2 separate regions of the Mus musculus genome follow, and region 2 is linked to region 1. A link is a loop called in an ENCODE intact Hi-C map of the cell type or tissue named here. Cell type or tissue: heart. All regions are shown on one strand. Each heading gives the region's core, and the rest is flanking DNA. Links, peaks and the distances in the headings are about the cores only.

Region 1 (7,537 bases), core at 1,754-6,753:
TTTCCTGCGCCATGGGCTGGGGTCGTAGTGAGAAATAGACACTGCCTAACTTACCAGAGGGCAGAGCCTAGTCAAAGATGCCTTCTGCTCTTCCTGGCTTACTTACTCAGACACATGCAAACACCGCCTGGCATGTGGGAGTAGGGGTGGGGGTGGGGCTACTGTGCAGCACTGGGGCCAGAAATATCCTGAGAAACACCATCAGCTGTCACCCGGGAATCTGGGAGTTGAGTGAGACGTAGTGTAATGGAGGAGTGATACTAATAAGCTAACAGGATTGTACCATCACTCCCTGCCTGGGTCTCCTGGGTTGGCTGGCACATGCACACACGCAGCCTGCATACATGCCTGCACACACCTGCGCCCTGCCATCATCACCTCCAGAACAATCTCATAGGTAGTCAGTCTCCTGCTCTCTGGAGAACAGAGGGCACAAAGCCGAGCTGGGTCTTGACATACCAAGTCCTGGAGGTTCATGGGAAAAGGCCACTCACAGTCCGGGGCAATGATCAGGAGGCTAATTTTAACCACAAGAGCAGACTGACCTTGGAGCTGGCAAGGGCTCCAACAGAGATGGCCCTAGATGGTACCCTGGCCCTTCTCGAAGGCAGCAGTCTGAGATAGTGTATTCTCTTCGCCCTCCTACCTCCCTTATCCCTGTCAGCTGCTGGGCAGCGTTCCTTCCACCTCATCAGTCCTCAGGAATCTTCCCCCAGCCCTGAGACTGGCTCCTGTCAGCCTCCATCAGCTTGTGTAGCCTACACAGACCTGGTGGGTCCACAGGCCAAGGTGCAAGCTGGACAGGAGGGAGAACACATTGGGAGGGTTGGGGAGCTAAAATCTGACAAGTTAGGCCTCCACCCCACCCTCACCCCCGTGACTCCAGGGAAGGTGAGCCTAACTTTCCATTATCAAGTGTGTCCAAGCGAAGGGAATGTGTGTGTATTGACATCCAGCTGCATGTAGAACCTTGTGCCTAAAGATTTCAGAACATTACACATCTCCATCCCCGTGAGATGGAGAAGAAAAGCAATTGACCAGAGTTCCCCAGCCCAGCTAAGGCAGAGCCAAGGGTTGGCTCCTTCACAGCTAGATCCTCCATGACTTGACCCACGTGTGGCAAGGTAGACAAGGGCTGAGGTCAGGCCCTGGGAATTCTGAGGCCACCCTCTGACCAGGCTACAGTTTTCTGTGTTATCTGGTTCCACTTCTCCGGGGACATACTAGCTGGGAAAGGCACGGCAGAGTCAGGGAAAGACTTCGCCCACCTGTCAGGGTCCCAGCAAGAAGGACTGTCAGGAAGCCCACCTTGAGATTCTTGGCTTGTCCACTGACAAAGTGAGAACAGGACTACAGCCTACGCCCCCCACCCCACCCCATGGAAGTGCCTGTGGGGAACATGTCTGAAGCCTAGGCACAGTGACACACAGGTGGCACTGATGGCCTGGGGAATGTCCCAGCATTCTTGTCTGGGAGCACAGTATTCTTGCTTCATGGAATGAAGAGAGATGGTCCCCTTGTGAGAGGCCCTGTCTTATTCCTGGATGTTTCTTCTCAGGGTTAAGTGTGACCTCAGGAGGTAATAAAGTCTCTGCTGTCCATGACAGCTATATGGCTTACGCACCCTCAAGTTTAACTGGGCAGAGTGTCCTGGATACTCTCAAGGGATATCAGGCAGAGATGTGACTCTATGAATCACGGGATAGTGACTTCTTCAAGACAGGGACAGCTGGGACCCCATCCAGCAGCAGGGCCTGCCTCTCCCTTTCTTGGTTCCTTCCTGTCATTTTTTTATGATCCCTCAGTCCACTTGCTGGCCTGTGGTTTGCTTGATGCCCCTGTTGCCCATTTCTCATATGAATGTTGTCCTCTGCCCCCCAGGGCTTCTTTCTACAGTGCTGGGCACCCGGCTGGTGTTGGGGGTAAAGGTCCCCATCCCGTTTCCTAGGGGTACAGTAGTGAACTACTATAGTCTGGGTGTCTCTTCCTGTCTGCTGTCTAGATAAGTAAAGACATCCAAGGCCAGACTCAGCACGGGAAGGCCCTACAAACTGGGTAGTGCCGTGCTGTCAAATGCAGCTCTTTTTGTAGGCGTGGCTGCTTTAAAGACACCATCCTGTGCTCTTGCTCCTCAGAGAAGCACCTAGTGGCTGCCTAGGGACCAGGACTTCTCAGTGAGCAGCCGGTCTGAATGGAGAGTTCATTCATGTCTATCTCATCACATTCCGGCTTTCTGAAGACCCCAGAGCATGCCACCATCTGTCATCAAGAAGCTGAGGCCAAGGAGTGTCCCCCACGCCACCCACCCCAGGTCCCCAGGAAAACACCTCCTTTGACCTCCGTTTCCCACTTGGGAGAGGTCCAAGCTCATGCTGGAATAGACAAGAGGTTTCCAGAAAGCATTTTGGAGCGGGACTGTGATTCCTCCCGATATCCTTTACAAGGCAGCCGTGGAAGACCGACAAATCAGCAAGGACTGTGTGAGACCAGAGGAGGCCTACCTCCTCCTCTCCCACCCCAGCACACGGTGAGCTTCCCAACCCTGACATCATCAGAGTCTTTCTCCAAAGATGGATGCCTCTTACCAGCTGCATGGTAAGTTCACTTCGCCTTTCTGGGCCTCAGAGTCTTCATCTGTAGCATGAGTGCTTCCCATGGTTGCATAAACTGGCACTCCATACTCAACAATGACTGTTTATAAAGGTCCCATTTGCATAGTTTGAATATTCTAAACAGTGTGTGTGGGGGGGGGGAGTGTCAACCTTTCTTTAATGATGTTCAACTCTGACTCAAGTTGGTTGTGGGTTATGCCAATGACCAGGTGGGAGGTCTGTGTGTCTCTCCTGTTTCCTGGGCTGCCTCCTGCACTGTCTCTCTGTCTCTTTATCACTTTGAGATGAAGGCTCAGAACAAGACACACCTGCTGTGGGCCCATTTCCCAAATGGGGAAACTGAGGCCCAGAGGTGTGAATTGTTGTACCACATAGCCTGTGGGAGGAAGTGCTTTGTCCTGAACTCAGGGTTTACCTGATCCCAGAAACCCACTCTCACCCATTTTGTAGGTGATGTACCCAGGTTCTAGGAAAACAAATGCCTGTCTCAGGTAAGAATGGTCCTAGGGTCCCCAGGCTCAGTCTGTATCCTTCACAAGCTCTGGGCAAGGGGCAATCATCATATAATCAGATGTTTCATACGTAGTCCCCTTGCCAGTGGCTCACACGGCCACCACTGTGTTGGGAGAACACGGACACTCCACAGCCACTTCCCCTATCATTCCTATTTTCTCTGCTTCCCTCTTTTTCTTTACATATCCCTCACCCACTCTCCTACGTGACCTTCGGATTGGGATATGGAAGGATCTTTGTCCTGAATAAATTTGTGAACATAGGGAACTTCCTTCAGTCAGTGCGGGCAAATTGCGACCCCTTGTGGGTTCCAGCATCACCTGGAAGGAGAAAGGCCCTCCTCCCTGAGAGGAGTAAGTCAGCCTTTGATGTCACCTCTACAGCAGACCTGGGGAGAGCCATGGGGAAGTCACACAGAGCCAGTTTTCCTGAGAAATAATATCCCTCAGTAGCTCACTCAGCTCAGCTGCCAAAATCCGGATCCTTGGGCAGTCATCAGTGCCAGCTGGGAACATTGAAATACAAAGCCACGGGTTGTGGATAGGGCTTAGGGGGAATGCTTGCCCGGCGCACATGAGGACTTGTATCTGAATCCTCAGTGCTCATGTAAAATGCCATCATGAGCGTGGGTGCCTGTAACCTTGGCATGAGGGGAGACACTGGGGGATTCTGAGGCCAGGAGGACTATTCTGTATAATTTGGGCTTGATGGATCCATCATCTTGTGCTTTGGTGGAACACGGAGTATAGGTAGGGTGTGAACCCAAGTGTGAAGTGTGTTGATCCCAGCCCCTCTGGAGGAGCAAGTGGGCTCACTATTGCAAGGTGCTGACATCTAAAAGGGTTGAGGGTTTATGGAGACTGGACCCTTTCTACTTATTTTTCTATAAACTTATCCCCCCACCCCACCTATATAAACAAAACAGGATGAATGGGAGACAGAAAAACAGGCGAGAGAGCCTCCACACTTGGGGAGATCACCGCCCCATCTCATGGCTTTCTGTCCATGTTCTAGGGAAACTTGGAACTCAAGGTGCTTGCGTCCATGGAGTCCCAGATACAGGTTTGTGGGGTGAGATCGCCACCTGCTGGCCAGGAAAGACAGTGTCAGTCACACCCAGTGTCCTTTGCTGAGGAATGGGGTAGGGTTGGGGCAAGGTGCTCCCCACCTCCTACACACATCTCGTGTGCCACATCTGTTCATGTCACTGGTAAAGACCAGGGGAAAGGTACAATTCTCATGACTTTATTATAGAAAAGTCCCAAAGTGTGCATGCAGGGATGGGTAGGGGGCACACAGCCAGGGGACCTGGAGGATTGACCCATAGTTCTGAAGCAGCAGACAGGGAGGCACTTGCTGATGAGACTGAAAAGGTGAGAGAAATGGGAGCTCTGATTGCACTCTGGGTTATGACAGCCTGACATCCTGTCCATCGCTAACTGGTCAGACTGATTTCGGGACTATCGGGGTCTGAACACAACTGGAGGTAAGTTCTAACACAATCCTTGCTCATTTTACATTCAAGGAAGAGACGACACAGAGCAGCAAAGTAACTTGGCCAAAGGCACACAGCCAGTGAAAGGTGGACCGAGGTTGTGCCTTGAGAGCTCATGCCTCACCATGAAGCCATCTTTGTCTCCTGGCTCCCTCACTTGAGAAGCAGGCACACCATTCTTCCCTGATTCTGCAACCTACCTGGAAGAAGAGCTAAGTGTGAACATATTAACCCAAAGTCAGAGTCCAGAAGGAGGCTCAGGCTGGGAGCCCTGAAGAGACCATTGGTTGCTAGGGCTGCAGCTCATATTGGCCCTCCGTGGCTGTGTAGAAGTCCTCCAACACCGACTGCAGGAACTCAAAGGTAGGCCGCTCCTCTGGCCGGCCCCGCCAGCACTCAGTGATGATATCATTGTACAACTCCGGTGGACATGTCTCCGGGCATGGCATTCGGTAGCCGTGCTCCAGGCTACGGATGACCTCAGGGTTGCTCATTCCTACAGGAGGGCAGACAGGGAGCTTCAGGGCTGGTGGTGCTCCAGGAGTGCAGTCACTGGCCCTGAGGGCACTAGACTAGGCCCTGACCGGCACTAGAAGGGAAAGAGTGGGCTCTGATACACTATGGCTAGTGTAACCCTGGAAGGTCACATAGGTGCCAGGATCGTAGTACTACTTTGGCTTTTCACACAGGTCTTCTTGTATAGGCCAGACTGGCCTTGAACTTGAGATCTGTCTGTCTCAGCCTCCCAAGGGCTGGAATCACAAGCTTGAGCCATTACACCTGTCTCTTACGCCATCTAATTCCACCNTAATCTCCATCTCCCTCTCCCTCTCCCTCTCCCTCTCCCTCTCCCTATCCATNTACNTCCCCCTCTCCCTCCCCTCCCCCTCCTCCTCCTCCCCCTCTCCCTCTTCCTGTGGCCCTGAGCAGTGTGCAGAAGGAGAGGAAGCCCACAATGCAGGGCTGGGCTTCAGTCCCTGTGACAGGACCCTGCTCTCACCAGTGTGACATACCCACAGTCAGTGAGCCTGGCGAGTCACCATCAGGATGTCCCAGGAGGATGGTAGGAAGGACAGGGACAATGCCTACCTGGGTAGGGAACGCGCCCATAGGTGACAATCTCCATCAGCAAGACTCCGAAGGACCACACATCAGCCTTGATGGTAAACACCCCGAAGTGGATGGCCTCCGGGGCGGTCCACTTGATGGGGAACTTGGCCCCTGCCAGGAAAGTGCAGTAGCTCCAGGGACAGCCAACCATCTACCCCCAACCCACAGAGTCCTGCCCCTATCTGCCCGTTCCCACTGGAGGGCCTGCAGGATGTGTACACTGGATACATGAGGATATAGGAAGACACAGTCACTTGCTACTATCCTAGGAGTTCTTAAAAACAGTGTTGATGTCCCTGGGTGGTGTGGTGCACACCTTTGATCCCAGCATTTAGGAGGCAGAGGCATTTGGATCTCTGAGTTCAAGGCCAACCTGGTCCACAGAGTAAGTTCAAGGACAGCAAGGGCTACATAGAGGAGCCTGTCTTTGAAAACCAAAAACCAAACCAAATCAAACCAAAAAAGCAAAAACAAAACCAACAACAAAACCAGTACCACCCATATATGCTTCCATCTGACTTACTGTTTTGTTTGATTTTGATTTTTTGGAGACAGAGTCTTGTGTATATCCCAGACTGGCCTCCAACTAGAGCGTACGTAGCCAGGGGTAACCTTGAACTCCTAATCCTCCTGCCATCACCTTCCACTGTGCTGGGATCACAGCCATGCACCAGCATGCCCCATTTATACTCCACTGAATATGAAACCACGGGCTTCATGCCAGAGAGGCAGTCTGCTGACTGAGCTATGTCCCCAGCCCTGTGCATGTCCATCTGGGATGGAAGCATCCTTTCCTATCTCACTCGGCCTTGTCCAGCGGCAGGGACCGTGGTATGGGCGGGCTTCAGTCCGTGCTTTCCTGCAAAAGGCAAACCTGACACTCAGACAGACACCTCTGAGGGCCACTGTGTGGAGGGATAGCAAGGCCCATCTCAGTTCAGACCGTGATGGCTACAGCCTTGGTTGGCACTGAGAGCCAACCTCAGGCTGAGGTGGCATTGGCCACCTCCCCCCTGATGGTTTCACTGTCTGGGGAGCCAGTTGGAAGTCCCCTGAGGGGGTTATCGGCCCCTAAGATGTGGCTCTCCTCCTGAATCCACTGATTAATGCACTAAACCAGTACTGCTTGCTTGATCAATGTACCAGAGTCCTCCTGCAAAGTCAATTTTCCTCACTCACAGTAAGAGAAGAGCATCCATGCAACCCTTCGGGTGCAAGGGTTGGATGCTCATGCTTTAGTTAGAGCTGTGTTTTCCAACCTGTGCTCCCTGACACCCTCCTTCCACAGGAGGATTTTCTCAACTTAGTCTGGGGATCAGAGGGTGAAACAAGGGGAAGAAAGTGCAGGTCTTCTCCTCCATCCTTCTAGATTTATATGCACTGGAGTCTCCAGGATGGGGAGGAGATAGCTGAGCATTCCAAGGCCATTCTGAATGAAGACTCCCAAGGGGCTTGAGTTGCTTCTCTGCCACCCCCTCCCATCTAGGGAAAGGAAGTGCTGAGCTGGGTGGGAAAGGACCAAACACAAGGACCATGGGTCTCCCTAGTCATCTCCAACAGCAAGGAGACATTCAAGGGGGCTCCAGAGAGTTGAGACGTTCAAAGGCTTTCGTGTGTGTGTGTGTGTGTGTGTGTGTGTGTGCGTGCGCGCGCGAGTGTGTGTACACTCACACACTCTGCTCACCCTCTTGGGCAGTGTATTCACTGTCAATGATCCTGGCCAAGCCGAAGTCAGCGATTTTGCAGCACAACGTCTCAGACACCAGGATGTTGGCTGCCCGCAGGTCACGGTGGATGGAATTCATGC
Region 2 (7,537 bases), core at 1,207-6,206, 310 kb before region 1:
TATGGGGTGGGGGGTATGGGGTAGGGGGTATGGGGTGGGCACATGCCTGATCCCCTGCTTCTTGACCACACTAAAGGAAGAAAACAACAATCAGAGGGGGAAACTTTTAAAAGAGCCAACAAGTCCTGCTTGAGATGATGGCAAATTAGATTAATTTATTCATTGGTCATAAAAAGAAATGTGTGTGTTAGCCTAGTCATTTTGGAAAGCCAACTCTAGATACTTAAATGTCAGGAAGCTGAATGTTCCTTCCCTTCAGGGGAAAGTCATCCTTCCCTGCTTACACAAGAGAAAAACCTTTGTGTGGACATGAGAAGTTTCTTACAGAATTATTCATAGCAGCAAGAGTTACAAATAAGCTAAATGTCGATTGACAGAGTGATTAAGTATACTAAAGTATAATAAACCAGGTCTGTCGGTCACTGCGTATCAGTCAGAAACAGAAAACATCTTTATACACAAAGAAAGATTCCACAATTTATATGGATTATACATATCGTTTAATCTTCTTTCTGCTACTATGATAAACACTTGAACCAAAAGCAATGCAAGGGAAGAAAAAAAATTATTTAGTTTATACTTCCAGGCTTTGGTTCATCATTGGAGAAAGTTAGGGCAGGATTTAGGCAGGAACTTGAAGCAGAAACAATGTAGAAAAGCTGCTTTCTGCCTTATGGGGCTTATGTTTCACTTTCTTCTGTAGCCCAGAGCCTAAGGAATGGTGCCGCTCACAGTGGGCTGGACTCTCCCAAGTCAACTAATGCAATTCCCCATAGCATGCCACAGGCCAGTGCAATCTAATCTACGAATTCTCTCAATTGAGACTCCCTACTCAGATGACTCGAGACTGTGTCTACTTGGTAATTAAAGGCCAGGTGGTGGCAGCACTTGGGAGGCAGAGGCAGGAGGGTTTCTGAGTTCGAGGCCAGCTTGGTCTACAAAATGAGTCCAGGACAGCCAGGGCTATACAGAGAAACCCTGTCTCGAAAAACAAAAACAAACAAACAAAAAACCAAAAATGCTGACTATGACACCTCATAAGGCCCCCAAAGTGACAGGTGGCCTTTTTGCATAGGGTACATGATCTGAGATGTTCTACAATGGAAGGAAATGTCTCTATATTATAATTCACTAATTTTAAATCTAATGATCTAAACACAATTAGGATTTTCTTTCTTTTTTTTTAAAGGTTTATTTACTTATTATATATAAGTACACTGTCTTCAGACACAGCAGAAGAGGGCATCAGATCTCATTACAGAGTGGTGTGAGCCACCATGTGGTTGCTGGGATTTGAACTCAGGACCTCTGAAAGAGCAGTCAGTGCTCTTAACCACTGAGCCATCTCACCAGCCCTAGGACTTTCTTTTTAAACGATCTTGTTTTCCGTGGCAAATGTATATCAGAGGTTAAAAAGGAAGCAAGTATGGAAAATAAGCTGGTGAAGGCTCTGAGTCACGTGATACCTGCCCTTGCTAGCGCACATGGAAGAAGGGTTTACTGAAAAGTAGCACTACTAATCCAGAAAAGAGCTTAGTTAGAGCTAACCTTTTTATTTTTATTTTTATTTTTATTTTTATTTTTATTTATTTTTCTTCACCTCGCTCACCTGAGGCAGGGGCTCTCATTGAGCCTGAAGCTAGGCCTGTGGCCAGTGAGCTCCAACCATCCTCTCTTCTCTTTGTGAGGCAAAGTAGCATAGTTTTATGTCTATGTGACATCTGTCTGTGAGTTCATCCCTGGGTGGATTACATGGAAGGTATTTGTCGCATTTAGAGCCCTAGCAAAGCCTCCCTCACCAGCAGGTGTTTTTCGTTTTTGGTTTTGGTTTTGGTTTTTCCCAAGAAAGCTCCCTCCATTGAGTAGTCTATCTTTCAAGGGTCCTAATTTAAAAGGGCTGCTGGCTCCAGCTATCACTGACAGGCTGCAGAACTCATCACCCCACCACACACACAAACTGTGAGATGCAAAACCCAGGCACCTGGTCACCAGGATCTATGTCCTGGTCCGCAGGCTCTGCTTCCTGATCCACAACCACCTGCCCAGCCTGAGCTCCAGCCACCAAAACAAACTGAATACTGTCTGTCAATTCCCTTTCCATACCTGGTACCCCAGGATTCTGTTCTTGCTTTGAAGTAAGCAACTGAAGACATTAAAGAGCAAAACAAAAACAACAAACAAAAACCTCAAAACAATCACTTTGAAATCTGTAGCATATTTTATTTTTAAAATCTATGGAGACAACCTAAATAAAACACACATACAATGTAAATAAAAGAACAGGGTGTGCCTGGAGTATTTTTTTTAAAACTATATTATGAACGTGTGTGGGACAAGTGTGACCAAGAACAGACCTGGAACAAGAATGAGGGGAAGAGGCATCCAAACCATGAAAATCCCACTTTGAGATCAAAATCTTATCTGGGCAGGAGTAAGGATTCCCCTACACTATTCTTGGCCTGCTTGCCCCAGGGCACATAGTTCCATGACCCCCGACCCCCACCTCTATCTTTCTTGAGGAAGCCACATAGACTCTTGGGCACCTTACAGACTTAAGCACCTGGAATCCCTCTTCATGCAAATAAAGCATTCCCATCTCCTGAGCCCCAGTAATGTACACTCTCCTGCCTACTCCCCAAGATTTATATAGCCCTTGCTACTCCTGAATAAAACTGCTGTTTCACAAAATATAGTCTAAGAGAGCTGCTTCAGCCACACACATGCCCACCTCCCCACCTTCCCCACCCCAACCCACCACCAGCCCCACAGTGCTTACTGTGTACTGACCAAGATCCTGCCAACCCTCGCCCACAAACCTGTACCAGAATTGTCAGAGCCTGCGAGCCCAGTGCCCAGTGCTGATGACTCTGACCTGAGGACTCACAGCGGGAGAGTGAGGTGTGTGACCATGTCTACAACCTGAACCTTGACCTGTAAACATCTTAGCAACCTCCTTCTGCCTCTCTGTGGGTTCTTCTTTGCGGAGTCCAGATTCCATGCTGCTGACATTCTGATGGTTCCTGCTGACTGTTCCCGGAGGAAAGCAGGGTGGTTTGCAACAAAAGATCACATCTGTTACACAGGTCTTCATATTGTCACTCTGCTGAAGAGTTACATTGTTCTCTAGGCCATACATGAGCCTGACTGCTACTCAGTTACCCGGATCCACTCCAGGAGACCTGTGAATGGCAACAGCCACCAGGGAGCTCTTCTGTTATAAACCCAACTCCTGCAGGAGCCCAGACAACCCATTTTACATTTTTGTGACGCTGTTGGTCTTTAAGATCTATGTTTTATTCTATATGGATATGTGAATACCTGTGTGTATGTATATGTTTCACACGTGTGCCTGATGTCTCAGGAGGTCAGAAGAGGGTCTCTGATCCCCTGGAACTGGAGTTGCTGACAGCTGTGAGCTTTCTTGCGTGTACTGGGACCTGAACCAAGGTCTTCTGCAAAAGCAGCAAGTGGTTTTTAACTGCTGAGTCATCGCTCCAACCTATGACTTTGTTGTTATCTATTACCCTTATATGGATGTAGGTATACAACACATGATGAATTGAAATCTCCTATAGCATAATAAAGACTGCTATACTATATAATTATTACCATGGTAGGCTATATTAAACACAAAGAACAGTACATAAAACCAATTCCCAATATGAGCACCCATAAGTTTTGTTTGTTTGTTTGATTGGTTGGTTGGTGTTTGTTTGTTTGTATGTTTTCTGAGGTAGGGTTTCTCTGTGTGGCCATGACTGTCCTGGAACTCACTCTGAAGACCAGGCTGGCCTCAAACTCACAGAGATCCACCTGCCTCTACCTCTCAGATGCTCGGATTAAAGGGGTGAGCCACTACACCTGGCTGCACCTGTAACTTTTAGTGAACGTTAGCATTTTGCCACACTGGCTTCAGATACCTTAAGAGGAAAAAAGAGCAAATCATTTCAGCTACAGCGTAAATCTTTGTCGATGCCTCTATTCTAACCTAGCCAGGTAAGCCTGCCACCTGGAGGCTGTTTTCATCATTTACAGTCATGTTGTGAGCTATTTCTGAGCATATACTTATAAATAGACAGCTGCACGTTTAACCTAAGACTGCATTTGAACGCTACAGACACCCATGCAATGCCTGAAAATTCCAGCAGATGGCACTAGAGCCTCGATCAGCGAGGCATTTTTTTATTTAAACAAAACAAAACAAAATAAAGATTTAGCTGTGTTGTGCAGATGAAAACACCTTCTAGCGAAACGGAAAAGGGGCTTCAGTCTTCTGCTTCGGAAACGATAACACCTGGAATCGTTTCTTCCAATTCTTGCCCTAGGCAGAAGGCTCCAGAGGACAAGGACACCAGCAGAGGTGTGGGACTTCTGGGCTGCCATTCAAGCTGCTCAAGTGACCTATGCGTGAATTAGAGGCCCTTCTCCAAGGACAGGTGGCTCAGGGACAAATCATCACTGCATACTGTACCTCTGACTCCTGTCACGTGATTGTGGCTCCCTACCGACTGACATGAGCAGAAAAGCTGGAGCTATTTCTGAAGGTCTTCAGTTTGGAATCCACAACCTGCCGTCTTGATGTACAGATAGACTCACAGCCCAGAGCTTTGGAGCGTCATCCCCTTGGGCACACACAGATTTAGCTGTTATTAAAGGAGTGTGTTGTAAGGTGAGGCATTAGGTGACTCTCGGAGTCAGAGAGCATAGACACCAGAAACCTCTCAGAGCTGTGCCGACGTGACCAAGTTTGGCTTCTTCTGACGATTATCTCTGGCCTCTAAATTCATGGCAGCCAGGACACAGGCATCCACTCCTAACCTTACCCATGAAAATAGCTAACAGATACAGTAAAATTGAGGAAATTGAACAGGGTAGGGAAGGAAGGGCTCACAACCTGATGACCCCTCAGGGCTTCTGGTGACCATACCCCCAGTCCTGGTGTCTGGGCTCGACAAGGGATATGGACCCACAAACAGATCCTGGGGTTCCTGGAGACCTCGGGTTCCCAACAGCTTAGAGACACGGCCACCCTGCACCCCCTCCTCTCCTGGCCCCTCCCTGACCTGCCCTTTCTCTGGCCTCCGGGCCTGAGAAGGCCTAGAGAGGCCGTGGGAGTTTGGCTACCATTATCTGGCCCTTATCACCACTAAGTTCAGGCTGACACGGAGCCCTCTCAGTTCAATGACGAGGGGCCCGCCCGAGGTCATGCCTGTCTCCAGAGAGCCGGGGCCCTATCTCAGCGACCTACGGAAACCTTGGCGAGAGCTCAAACTTTCTGACGACAGAGAGGGACCCTGCCCTATCACTGCCCAGACACCCACCCCCACGGCGTCTGGCATGAGCCTGGTGAAGGCTCCACCATTCTTCACTGAAATAGCAACACTGATAACTACAGCAGACAGAAGTACATTGACGAATCTCCATTCAGAAAAGCACTTCTCCCTCCTCCCTCTGCCTTGGTGCTGTCCTCCTGGGATGGACACGACCATACAGGCAGAGTCTGTCCTGACATAGCAACACGAAGATGTTGTGTCCATAGCCCTCGCAGAACCCAGGCTAAAGCACCAGGAAGAAAAAATGCCTTTGATGGCAACCCCCGTGCACCAAGACTTCTGCTGAAAGGATCTTGCCTGGATTGGTGCTGCAAACAATTTGTGGGGTACGCTGGGAAGAGCCCTTGTATATGTACCCCAGCACCCAAAACAGCTTCCCCTTGAAGCAGTTTCATCTCTTTGGGTACAAAGTTATCTTTCCTGTGTCAGGACCATTCTACTGGAAAAGTTACTTATTGAAATTATTTTTCAATTTGAAACCAAGATGAAAACACTTTCCTTCAAAGAGAATTCTGCTTGCTTAATGCCTCTACAGAACCACCTTCAATCCAATTCAAAGCTAAATGCTCCCTGGACTACCCAGACTATGTGATTTCCACCCCTAGGAAACTGGCATACATCTGGTTTAACCTGACTGTAGGGATGACCTGACTGTAGGGATATAGCCCTTCAGGATTCCTGCGCAGTGTGGGGACATTTTTCTATTCTGTTTTTTGGTTGATTTGGGCTCGGGTTTATTTCTGTCTCCCATTCTCTGTGAGGCTCTCAAAACGAAATCCAATTGGCTAGGCATGACAAATGTCCTCCAGGCAAAAGTGGCTTCTAGATTCTATTAATATCTTTAGGGACCTGTTGAGACCTGGGTTCAGTCCTGATTTGGTTCATATTTATAATGACTGTTATCAAATACTTGAGAGAATGTTCTTGGTTTAAAATTTGTTCTCCCAACACGGTGACTGTTAGAGAAGGGGAGGGGGTCTCTGAAGACTCGACAAGGGAGGGGTGTCCTTATGAGTCGTTGTGTGTGAGGAGGGGGTTCCTTTGGGGGATGATGGAATGTGGCTCAGCTCCCATTTGGCTTTGGTAGAGTGGCTTTCCTGTGCTTGCCATGTAGCCCTCAAATCTTATCTTGTCAAAGCCATCAAGGGACAGTCTGACAGCAAGACCAAAGTCAGATTCCTGTGGTCTAATCACAGAAGTGACATCCCTCTTGTGGCAGTTACTAAATTAACCAGAAGCTAGCTACCAAGGGAATTCATGGGGTGGGGAATACCAGACAGCTGGGACCCCCAGAGACCCCCAAAACTGCTGGCATGTCCATCCTGGATGTCAACCTAGACTTGGAAGTGTTCTATGGGACACCTCCTCTCTGCCTAGAAGACACTTCATTTCAAAGCCTGTGCAAGAGTCTTGACTATCTTGCTCAATCGTTGATTTACCTTCAGCAAATCGTTTCCCTGAACCTTCGTATTCTGGCCTTTAAACTGGAATAATAAACCATGCCCCAACCCCGCAAAATGTTCACGCACATCACACACAGCCTTACACTATACAGTGTTGAAATATTTATAGATTGCTTGGCAAAATCCTAGTTTTTCCAGCCTCTGGATGTGCCTTGACCATCCTGAGTCTTAATCCTGCCTGAGGGTCTCCTTGAGCTCCACACTCTCCAGTAGCCTGGTACCTATGGAAGCCAGAAAGGGGCACTGAATTTCCTTAAACTGGGATTACAGACAGCTGTGAGCCATCACGTGAGTGCAGAGACTTGAACTCAAGCGTCTGGAAGAGCAGCCAGTGCTCTTAACTCTGAGCCACATGGAGTTGCTGGAGTCTCAGGTAAAGGTCTTATGACCCTCCTCCACAGGTTGAATCAGGAGGGTCTCTTGTGAGTAACCACAGCTCCTCTGATTAAGATAGTAATAGCTGATGTGCTGATGTGCTCGAAGCACAGCGTTCCACAACAGTGATGCAGCCACAACATCACAGAGGAGTCAGACTAGCATTCACAGAGAGATCCAGCAGCAGACAGTGGTGACAGCCACCAACGCCATCATCACCTTTTCCAGTCGCCCTCTGACTTTGGTGAAGGTGTTTCAAAAGCAGGAGGCTTTAGCCTCTGAGCTAGGAGGAGACATGACTTAACCTCCGGCCACGCAGAGGCCACACACATCGTTTGGGGGAACTGGTTGACACACAGCCCTGTG

What was found. Hi-C counts contacts between places; a loop is a spot of excess contacts. Peaks named below come from ENCODE experiments on the same cell type or tissue, not always from the same donor. Only the 100,000 strongest peaks of a DNase experiment are listed, where the experiment ranks them.
Region 2: a loop joins it to region 1, with 6 times the contacts of the local background. A loop is called at or near these places in 34 of 42 quality-filtered maps.

The regions. Positions count from the first base shown.
Region 1 is chr14:63,368,482-63,376,018 of GRCm38, forward strand. It overlaps Blk (B lymphoid kinase), which reads right to left. Exons shown (of 13, transcript NM_007549.2): 11 at 7,415-7,537; 12 at 5,710-5,841; 13 at 4,356-5,116. The coding sequence ends at 4,911. Gm36165 (a long non-coding RNA gene) reads left to right here. Exons shown (of 4, transcript XR_874703.1): 2 at 2,136-2,595; 3 at 4,140-4,187; 4 at 4,651-4,715. It overlaps Gm46458 (predicted gene, 46458), which reads right to left and starts at 2,672. Exons shown (of 2, transcript NR_168493.1): 1 at 2,586-2,672. RefSeq lists an enhancer at 1-1,364. In heart, for the core only: CTCF peaks have their summits at 3,429 (motif pointing left) and 4,229 (motif pointing left); DNase peaks (open chromatin) are centred at 4,210 and 6,470; H3K4me3 peaks cover 1,894 bases; H3K27ac peaks cover 2,507 bases.
Region 2 is chr14:63,062,686-63,070,222 of GRCm38, forward strand. No RefSeq gene overlaps it. Among named protein-coding and RNA genes, the nearest start is that of Gm35908, 4.4 kb to the right of the region's middle. RefSeq lists an enhancer at 1-381. In heart, for the core only: a CTCF peak has its summit at 4,130 (motif pointing right); DNase peaks (open chromatin) are centred at 4,436 and 5,296; H3K4me3 peaks cover 1,820 bases; H3K27ac peaks cover 4,365 bases.